2 separate regions of the Mus musculus genome follow, and region 1 is linked to region 2. A link is a loop called in an ENCODE intact Hi-C map of the cell type or tissue named here. Cell type or tissue: gastrocnemius. All regions are shown on one strand. Links, peaks and the distances in the headings refer to the core of each region. The heading gives the core; the rest is flanking DNA. Region 1 has its middle 27 kb from the start of Gm36458. Region 2 holds the start of Fndc1 (fibronectin type III domain containing 1).

Region 1 (5,376 bases), core at 54-5,053, 380 kb before region 2:
AGCAGATGAGTGAAAGGGGGGGATCTCTTTAAATACATTATTTAAAAAGATTAGTTTCTGTGCATTGGTGCTTTGCTTGCATGTGTTTATTTGTACCACGTGTATGCAGGGGCCCTCAGAAGCCTGAGGGGCCTCAGATCTCCTAGAACTGGAGTCACAGAGACTGTGCTGTCCTATGTGTAGTGAGAACTGAACCAGCAGCCAGTGCTTGTAACTGTTGAGCTACCTCTCCAGCCCTCTCAAATTTGTTTGAGGTCACGGGTTATATCAGACTGATGCACTTATGCTCTTATGACTCTCCTTTAGTCTCTTAAACACTTTCTCTCCAGATTCGGCCGTGCTGGAGCATGGGTTCAATTCAAAACCCCTCATAGTCAATATGAATCCAGGGTGGGGGCTATAATATAGTCTTTTGTAGTGCACAGTCTTATTTGGGGGCAATATGTCAGTCTCCTAAGAATACAGGAGACACAGCAAAGAAGTGTTCCAGAAGTGTAGATCTTCAGTATGAAGACAGCTACTTCAAACCAACTCAGGGGTCCAATCACACAGTCCCCTGAAATGGGAAACTTCTGGTTTCTTTGACAAGTTAGTCATGTCAAATGGTTTTGCTGAGGCACACATGAAAGGATGTTTTGCTTAAGTAAATGCAGGTGAAAGGATGTTTTGCTGGTTGGAGAGCTGGTTCAGTGGTTAAGAGTACTGACTGCTCTTCCAGAGGTCCTGAGTTCAATTCCCAGCAACCACATGGTGGCTCACAACCATCTGCAATGGGATCTGATGTCCTCTTCTGCTGTGTCTGAAGACAGCTACAGTGTACTCATATATATAAAACAAGTAAATCTTAAAAACAGCATGTTTTAAGCTGGGTGTGGTGGCGCATGCCTTTGATCCCAGCACTCGGGAGGCAGAGGCAGGCAGATTTCTGAGTTCGAGGCCAGCCTGGTCTACAAAGTGAGTTCCAGGACAGCCAGGGCTATACAGAGAAACCATGTCTCAAAAAACCAAAAACAACAAAAAACCAAACAAAAAAAAAACAACCAAACAACAACAACAAAAACCCAGCATGTTTTGCTATGGCAGCCATGTGAAGGATGTTTTGAAGGAATATAAATATGACCCCACAGCCAGTGGGAGCTTGAGCATTGGTTTGCCCTGCTCCACCTTACTGTTCTTTGCTGACAACCTGCATGTATTGGTTCGCCTTACATTGTGTTTCTGAGCCTCACTTGTTAGAGAGAAACTTGCCAAAGAACTTCTTGTGAGGTTTCTCTGGCTTCCTACCACCTCTGTAGAGAACCAATTAGTGAGCCTCGGTTTCCTCTGGATTGAACTGCCCTTGCTGATTCATGTGTGTTGTCTGCGGAGTAGACTGGACTGCAGCTGCTGGTTCATATTTGTTGTTTGCTAGTGGACTTGACTGAGAACAACAAAGATTGGAAGACCCCCAAAGAACTATTTCTGAACAGGTCTGCTTCCCCTGCATCCTAATAAATAACCTTTCCTTTCCATTTCCATTACCTCTGGTGGGTAGTGAGATAGAGGGGAGGTTATGAAAAATATACACCTACTGTCTCCCCTCTCTCTAAGGAATCTTAGAAAGAAAACAATTCTGTCACTCCCCTTGGCTCTGCCATGCATCTCTCTCTACGGAATAAATTTAAAGTTTCTCAATGTCTTGCTATCTTTCTTCCTTTCTCCTTTCCTCTCTAGCTCTTTCTCCCTTCCTCTCTTTTTCTCCCCCCCCCCTCTTTCTTCCTCTCTCTTTCAGTGTGTAGGTTAGAAGCCCCCTTGGTCTTCTCTGTCTACCATGAGGTCCTGGGGTTTGAACTCAGGTTGTTCAGGCTTGTTGATAGATGTCTTTACCCACCATGCTGACCCTTTGACAGCTTGTTTCCTTTTAGCAGGTAATGATAGTCTGTTGCCCAGATCCTTGTACCAGTTTATTATCTACCATCCATTGAAACTATACTATTTTGGTTTCTTCCAATGCTACTGTAGCAGCCATCTGATTGGTTTTGTTTTTAATTCATTTGGACAGAGTAAAAAGTATGATTGGTGGCAACCTGTTTAATTTAATAGAAATAGAATTATTAGAACTTAAAAAAAGCTAAGTGGTTAAATGTTCACCTAATTTCCGGGAGGGAGCAGTGAGCCAGTGCCCAAGGCTTCTGTGTGAAGTCTGCCAGCTGAGCCCCACACAGTGTATCAGCCTAGATCCAGCCTCAGCCCGCATGGAGCCCTACCTGCTCAGTGGAGGGGCTAGTGTGTTCCATTTCTTTTCTTTTCTCTAGGAAAGGAGTTTGTTTTCTCCATGGGTTTGGAGAAGTGCTCTGCTGGGTTTGCTGAGGAGTGAGAAGTTGTTTTATTTTCTTCCATCTTCCACATGCATCCCCTTGCTTGACCGTGCTGATGAAGAATGTGCTCTGGGCTCATGTGAAAATTTAGGAGCCCTCCACCCTCTACTTGGAGTCTCTAGAGTTTACTTTTGCGTCAGTACCTGGTTCTCTTGTTTTACAACAACCTACACAGGTTGGTGTCTGGAGGTCGGTGTCCATAAGTAACCCCAACCTTTGCTTTGGACAGGGTCTCATATAGTCCAGGAACTTCATTTCCTCTTGCCTCTGCTCCCAGGGGCTGGGATTACAGGAGTGTGCCACTCCCAGTTGAGATGCCCTTGCCCATGGAAACCCTAAAGTTGTCTGTCCTTTTTTTCCCTTAGACCAAAACATGACCAGCAGGGGGCAGGCTTTCTACATTTTTGTGCTATAGCCTTAGCCCAGGATTTATTTAGAAATCCAGTATGTTCTTCATTTTGTTGGAAGAGGCCAATATGTTTTGAAAATGGGTATTACTGGAGATTTCTTAGTTTTTTTTTTCATTGAGCATTGGTCATTAAAAATGTACCAAATTATTAAATTAGTTTTTGCTTTGAAACATTCCTTTTTTTTTTTTTTTTTTTTCCAGGACAGGGTTTCTCTGTATAGCCCTGGCTGTCCTGGAACTCACTCTGTAGACCAGGCTGGCCTTGAACTCAGAAATCTGCCTGCCTCTGCCTCCTGAGTGCTGGGATCAAAGGCATGCGCCACCACACCCGGCTAAACCTTATTTTTATTATATCTAATAGGAATTTATAAAAGCATAAGCTTCTATGAGCGGTCATGTCATACAGCTGTAAGATGAAATTGATGTAGCAGGTAACACAAACAGAATTATGAGAGATGAACAAATGAGCTCTCCCAGCGTAACTAATCAGCTGATGAGTGGACCAGTGAGCTGGCGTCCACTCTTTGTACCCTCTTCTGCTTTTCCTCAGGTAGCCACATGCTTCTCTTCCAGGTAGTGTGTCTTTCTAGCACTTTCCTGTGTTCAGAATACTCTGTGATCTGCAAGGCATTCTTTACCCACTGAGATGAAAATAGTTTCTTATTTACTCTAAGTCCACCTGTGCTGAGCCTACCAAATAATGATGTATTGTCAGGTAGTCACGTGACTAACCCACACACATACACCTACAAATGACATCATCTTACCATCTTTAAATAGTAAGCAGGCATTCAAACTATCTGCATCCACTCTCATTTAAAAGTTTAGATTTCTGTTTTGGTTTTCTTTCTGCTATAATAAAACCCTCTGACCAAATGCAATTTAGGGGAGGAAAGGATTTATTTGGCTTATACCCCCACACCAGACTCCATCATTTAGGGAAGTCAGGGAAGAAACTCCAGCAGGTACTTAAAGGCAGACCTTGCTATTTCATGAAACATTACCTTTAATCAGAGAATTTACTCACAGCAGGAACCATGGAGGATCTTGGCTCATGAAGACAGGCTTATACATAGCTAGCTTTCTTATATAGCCCAAGAATACCTGCCTAGGAAATGGTGCCACTCACAGTGGGCTGGGTGATTCTACATCAATTAACATCAAGACAATTCCCCCAGACATGCCCACAGGCCAGTCTGATCTAGGTAATCCTTCAACTGGGACTGCCTTCTCTGGTGATATAGGCTGTGTTGAGTTGACAGTTAAAGCTATCTAGAACAATTACTATTGAAACTAAATGAAAAACATAATAATTAAGATGGAAAAAACTTGGCTGTATCTAAAAACATGCTAGTGTAGTTTCATTAAAAAAAAAGTGTCCTGGGCTGGTGAGATGGCTCGGCAGATAAAGGGCACTGACTGCTCTTCCAAAGGTCCTGAGTTCAAATCCCAGCAGCCACATGGTGGCTCACAACCACCCGTAATGAGATCTGACACCCTCTTCTGGTGTGTCTGAAGTCAGCTACAGTGAACTTAGGTATAATAATAAATAAATCTTTAAAAAAAAAAGTATCCTAAGCTCTGGAGAGACGGTTCATCTGTTAAAAGAATATTTACTCTTCTTGTAAGGGACCCTGATTGGGTTCCCGGGATCTACATGGCAGAGCATAATATAATCATGTGTAACTTCAGTTTCAGTGTATCTAGTAATGTTCTTTTGGCCTCTGCTCATATGAGGCACACACATGGTACACAGGCATACATGCAGGCAAATACTCATATGCATAAAACTTTAAAAGATTATGATAAGTATTCCATATTTCCTGTTTATTCAGACCTAAATAATCAATTTGGTATTTTTTAGTATGTTTCTTTATGTATGTAGCTTTACAAGGTGTGTGTGTGTGCGCTTGCTTGTGTGTGTGTGCCTGCTTGTGTATTGGGGGGACAGGTGAGGGAGATAGAGAAGTCAATTGGAACCTGATTGTTTAGCTTGCTTTATATTTGATGTGAGGACATGCTCTTAGAGTGTTTGAGAGGAGAATGAGGAGGGAGAATGAGCCCTGGTTCTTTTCAGGACTTTCAACATTTATTTGGAAGTTCTAAGAGGAACATTTCTGTCAACCTAGTAAATAAACTCAAGGATTTGTGAACTCATGTCTTGGGGCAGCGCCCATGACTTTAGCCCTTGTCTGGAGATGACACCCACCCTGTGCTTACACGTAGCCTATTCACTGGTAATCTGAACCTCGATGGGCTTTATTTGCAGTGTGATAAGCAGGTGAATGATCTGGTTTTAGTCTTTTTCCTTTGTCCAGAGGTTTACCATCGCTCAAATGGCACTTACCTTTTCACTTGACTTCATACAAACATTGACTAAAGTGAATTCTTCAAAAATACAGCATGGATTTATTACCACAGAGAAACGAATATATTGTAAATTTGAGTTTTTGTTCTCTAACATCTGGGAACCTTTGTGATAAACTTTGGCTTTAAAATGAGATTGTGAACTGATGGGGAATTGTCATCTTGAAGACGTAACAGGATCCACGGCCTCTAGGTGATCTTTGCAAGGAAGGGACTTGGGACGATGGGTCAGTTCCCTATTTT
Region 2 (5,362 bases), core at 1-5,000:
CGCCTGGGTCATAGGAAAGTTTCCCAGGGCTTCTAAAGATGAAAGGGTCTCACTGACCACATCTACCCACAAACTCAGATGGACTGCTGAAGGCCAGCAGAGAGGCCGTGATGGTGTTAAGACTCTGACCCTGGCATCTGCACTTCTAACTTCCATTCAGCTGTGTATGCCAGGAGCTATAACACTCTGTGGCCTCTGGATTCCTTTCTACCTTTAAACTTGCAAGGTTCCCATAAAAGTTATACTTGAACGGGATGTCTGTCATCTATCTTTCCCTACTATAGTAGGAATTATGGTAATTTAAAATTAATTTGTTTATAATGGGGGGTGGAGCTCAGGAGCAGTGTGTCTAGCATGTATAAGGCCCTGTGAAAAGTTTGGTTGTGTGTATGCATGCGTATGTGCGCCCACATATGTATGCGTGTGTGTATATGCATGGATGCTGTGTACTCTCACATGTGCCCTGCATGTGCACATATGAATGCACACTTGCACACGGAGGCCAGAGATGGTCTTTGGAAGTCCGTTCTCATGTTCTACCTTATTGGGGCGGAGTCTCTCTTGCTTCTGTTGCTGTACTGTGCATCCCCACGCACCTGATTCACAACTGTGCGTAATTTGCAGTGATTCTCCCATCTCCACCTCCCATCTTGCTCCAGGAGCCATTGCAGATGTATTGCAGATGCATGCCACCATGTCGGATCCCTGTGTAATACTTTGTGTAGTCGCTATTTGAATTCACCATGTCTCATCGTGTGACATTTTAAAGGCACATCTTCATTCATATTGCTATCAAAACCACGTTCATTCCTATCACCATGGCCATAAAAAAGGTTTCTAATACAGAGAAGTATTTCAAGCCTACCAGGGGAGAGACAGCTTAGCTGCATTCAAGTTTTAACTTATGAAACTCAAGTTGCAGGCTGGAGAGATGGCTCAGGGGTTAAGAGCACTGACTGCTCCTCCAAAGGTCCTGAGTTCAAATCCCAGCAACCACATGGTGGCTCACAACCATCTGTAATGAGATCTGATGCCCTCTTCTGGTGCTGTCTGAAGACAGCTACAGTGTAGTTACATATAATAATAAATGAAATCTTTAGGCCAGAGAGAGCAGGGTCGACTGGAATGAGCCAGACTGACTGGAGTGAGCAACCTTCATTCCCAGAAACCACCGATGGCTCACAACCATCAGTACAGCTACAGTGTACCCATAAACATAAAATAAATAAATAAAGTCTTTTTTTAAAAATTGAAATTCCTCACTAGATTTTGTTTGTTTTTGTTTTTTTTTTTTTTTTTTTGTTTTGTTTTGCTTTGTTTTTTGTTTTTTGAGACAAGGTTTCTCTGTATAGCCCAGGCTGTCCTGGAACTCACTTTGTAGACCAGGCTGGCTTTGAACTCAGAAATCCTCCTGCCTCTGCCTCCCGAGTGCTGGGACTAAAGGTGTGCGCCACCACCTCCCGGCCTCTTTGATTTTTTTTTTTTTTTAAAGAAAGAAATTCAAGTTGCATCACTGACAAGAAATTTGTGCAGTTACTTAACGAGAGATATCAGGCTCAGTTTGCTCATTTCTGGAGGGAAAAAAATTGTGAGAGTTATCCAAGTAGGCAACTATAGTTTGTCTGTAGATTTTTTTTTTTTAGAGTAAATACCGCATTCTTCTTATAAAGCAAGTCATTCGAGTGCTGACTGGGAGTCCCGCAGGTGCTTATCCCTGGGGTTAAACTCTTAGTATTTTCAGGCTCCAAGCGGTGGACCCTGTCAGATACCATTTATTACCCAGTAAGCTTTTGTTCACTCATGTGAACATCAACCCAGGAAAGAGGCTGGGACTGAACTCATATCACTTTGAGAATGACTTTGGCCTTGCAGATTCATTAAAAAGCTCTTTAGCTTTAAAGAAGAAAATAGAGATGATCCCTAGCCCTCCCTGAGTGTCTACTGTAAACGCATAGATGGTTTCAGGCCTTCAGACTGGGAGCACCCCTGTTCTTTAATGTTTGCCTAGTAGCCTATGGCAGGAATGGGTGCGGTGGGGGAGGGGCATCACCTGCTTACTTTGCTCTGTTTTAATCTGTCCTGAGTTGCAGGGATCTTCCAGGTGTGCTGGAAGAAGAATAACACCTCTAGCGCTGCAACAGTGTGCTAACTGTCAGCGTAGCTCTGGGTAATTTGCCTTACCAGAAATGCTGGACCCAAAAGAGGAGGAATGGGGCTGACAGTAGCCACTTGCAGGAAGCATGAGTTACGTCTGCCCGTGGCTTTGCCCCACTAGACGCAAATCCAAGCAGCTGCTGCAACTGGGAATGGCAAGACAGACAGACAGGAAGGCTCCTCAAGGAGCCCATGGAATAAATTACATGCTGCTTCGTGATTTCTTCCCTGACACAGGAGCCTTCTGCAGGCTGCTATGTCCACTTCTTCCCTTCCCTAATTGAACTTAAGTACAGTAAATAGGCACTTGGAAATGCGCTTGTCTCCTCTGTCCGTTTCCAGTCTGGTCATCATTTCACTGCAGATCCCACGTCAACACAGTAGAGAGAAGTGCCAACAAGCCGCCCAGTTCCAACATTCCACAGTGCAGTGATTTGCAGAGCAGAGAGCCAAAGAAAGTGCAGCTGACAATGCTGTCGAGCCCATGAGGAGCACGACAAGCCCTGCCTTCCCACGTTCACAAGCAGAACCCATCCTAAGGTGACCATGGACACGGGAAGAAAGGAGGCTGGAACCACCACAAAGCTCACTTTCCAAGGCCCCCACTCTCAGATCGCTTTCTGTAACAAGAACCCTTTCACTGGAAAGAGTGGAACACTTGAGCTTAGAAAGAACGAAGCCTTTGGATTGTAGGTGGGGAAGCTGGGAGGCTAGAAGAGATTTATTCTGTCAGACATTGTATAAAATATGAAGGGAATACTTGCCTTGAGATCATAAATGGAAGAGAAAGGACCCCTACTTCTGTATGACCCTTTTAGAAAAAGGGAACTCAACACCAGAATACGTAGCACCCGATACTACCAAGAGGTCACCAAGCGCTCTCCCTTTATCCTTATGGGGAGCGCAATACAGACACCAGCATGCAAAACTAGTGGCCCCTGTTGGAAAAGAAGTTTGTTTTGTTTTGTTGTTTTCAGCCCTGCTGCCACTGAATAATACCAGAAAGGGGAAGGGGAGTCCACTTTTCAGGTTCCTACAAATTGATGCCATAAACAAAAGTCATGGTTTCCAAGTGTGGAAATGCATGCATGCTAGACACGAAGACGCCAAGGACATAGGCGTGAAAGCCCACTACTGTGTAACCATCTGGACGCTGGTGAAACACGCAAGAAAGCAGAGTCAGCTAAGCCTCTTGTGCAAAGCAAGTGTCCATCCAGGCTGCAGCCTGGCCTTTGGAGTGGGTTAGGCTCTCTGGAACTCACTGACGGTCCCACTTCCCTCTCCCTCCTCGAAAGACAAATGTCTTCTTCCAGCTGCAAAGTTCCCAAGCTTAGGACTTCAGTTGCTGCTGGTCCTGGAGTACAGTCCTGCCCCTCAGTTTCCATCTGAGTTCCCTCAGTGACCTTATCCAACATCGAGACAGGTGAAGAAGATGACAGAAAGATGCTCACCCTCAACCCGGAGGAGAGTCTGACCAAAGAGAGTGCCCCCCCCCCCGACTTCTATCCCCCCCAGACTCCCACCCCCACCCCCAGTGCGATGCCCAAAGTCACTTCTCCTTTCCTTTGCCTGGATCTCCAGGGCACTTAGACAAGTTTCAGTCCCCAGTTCTCTTGTGTGTTCCGTGTCCACACTTCTCCCATACTCAGAGTGCCTAGTGCCCACACCTAGCACGCCCTGACTCCACTCACGAGGATGCACAGGTTAGTGACAAGACACGCACGCGGGCAACACAGAGCCAGTGTGGGACAGTGGTCCCCCAGAGTGACAAGCGGGTGGGCAGAGGACAGCCTAGCCGACCGCAGAGTCAGGCGTGCGCGTACCTGGGGGTCCTGCTGAGGTAGCCACCGGTAGCAGCGCCGCCAGGAGCAGCAGTGCCGCCCTGAGCAGCAGGCGCGGGGACGCCCTGGCCTCGGGGGCCATCGGAAGCCCGGGATGCGCGGGGACCGAGCGTAGGTGGCTGGCAGGGCGCGGGCCGCAGTGAGAGGAACGCAGAGCAACGCCGTCGGGTGCCCGTGGCTGGGTGTCCGGTGTCCTGTGCGAGCGGCGGTGCAGCCCCTAGGCGACCGCTCCTGGCCACGCACCGCGGCCAGCCGCGCTCTGCCACTGAGGCCACCCGCTGCCCGCAGCTCCTTTTAGATGCGCTCGGGCGCCCCCTGCCTGCGCGCTCGCGATGAGACCCCACGAGGCGGGCGGGGCGCAAGTCCCGGAACCCCATTCGATTTTTGTGAAATTAAAAATCTGCACCAGGAAGAGTGACCAGGAAAGTTCCCTCCCTTTGTCTAAGTCTCTAATACGCTCTGGCCAGGAAAGTGACCTATTATAAACAATCGGTGCTAAGATGAGGCGTGAACTTTGTCTCCTTAAACCTCTGTGTAGTTTCATCTTCAGGGACCGGGTCAGGACCCTCCACCTTTTTCTGCACATGACAGTGGTCTGTGGGCTCTCGATATCCTTCCTACGCAGCCGGAGCTCTTGGGAAAGGATGAGGAGCCGTACTCGCTGAGGGAGCTCCTGGCTGTCATTGCGCAGGAGCCTGTGATCCCAATTGAAACAGAAGCTGACTTTAAGCACGCCGCAAAAAGCCCTGCCAAGAACTCATTTGACCTCCCTTTCTGTAATTTAAACACCGCCTTGGGATCCCGCTGTGCGGGATAACAGACTGGGTTTTGGTCCACTCCCAGCCTCAGACACTAGTGGAGTAGGAGCGTCCTTGCAGGCGACAAAGACTCGCGCTAGGGAAGCAGAGTGCTGCTCTCTGCAAACCAACCTGATGCCACTGGCACAGGACAGACAGAACATGGAATCGGTTCGCCCACATAGCAACCCCAAACTTGACCAGGACGCTAAACAAAGTCTGGAAGGGTGGTACTGAAATACGGAATCTCTATTCGGAAACAAAAATTACAAAATCAAGACATCCACACGCTGAGCCCAGGCTGGCACCTCTTGCCTAACTGTGACCTGCAGTGAAGTCTCCAGGTCCCCCCCAGGAAGGCTCTCCACTGATCCCCTCTTTAGAGTTCGGGAACCTTCTACAATTGAACAGATGCTCTTGCCTCTCCCCTTAGGGCTCTAGTTAGTCTGGCCTCTGGCTTTTGTGTCCCCAGCTTGATCTTCCTTTAAGAGTGTCAGGTTCCTTCCGCACTCCTCTCTCTCTCTCTCTCTCTCTCTCTCTCTCTCTCTCTCTCTCTAGTGTATTCCAAGT

The links. Peaks named below come from ENCODE experiments on the same cell type or tissue, not always from the same donor. Only the 100,000 strongest peaks of a DNase experiment are listed, where the experiment ranks them.
Region 1: a loop joins it to region 2, with 7 times the contacts of the local background. A loop is called at or near these places in 22 of 42 quality-filtered maps.

The regions. Positions count from the first base shown.
Region 1 is chr17:7,441,278-7,446,653 of GRCm38, forward strand. No RefSeq gene overlaps it. Among named protein-coding and RNA genes, the nearest start is that of Gm36458, 27 kb to the left of the region's middle. In gastrocnemius, for the core only: a CTCF peak has its summit at 2,727 (motif pointing right); a DNase peak (open chromatin) is centred at 2,732.
Region 2 is chr17:7,823,041-7,828,402 of GRCm38, forward strand. Fndc1 (fibronectin type III domain containing 1) reads right to left here and starts at 4,262. Exons shown (of 21, transcript NM_001081416.2): 1 at 3,978-4,262. The coding sequence starts at 4,077. In gastrocnemius, for the core only: a CTCF peak has its summit at 4,333; DNase peaks (open chromatin) are centred at 4,280 and 4,809; H3K4me3 peaks cover 3,329 bases; H3K27ac peaks cover 3,287 bases.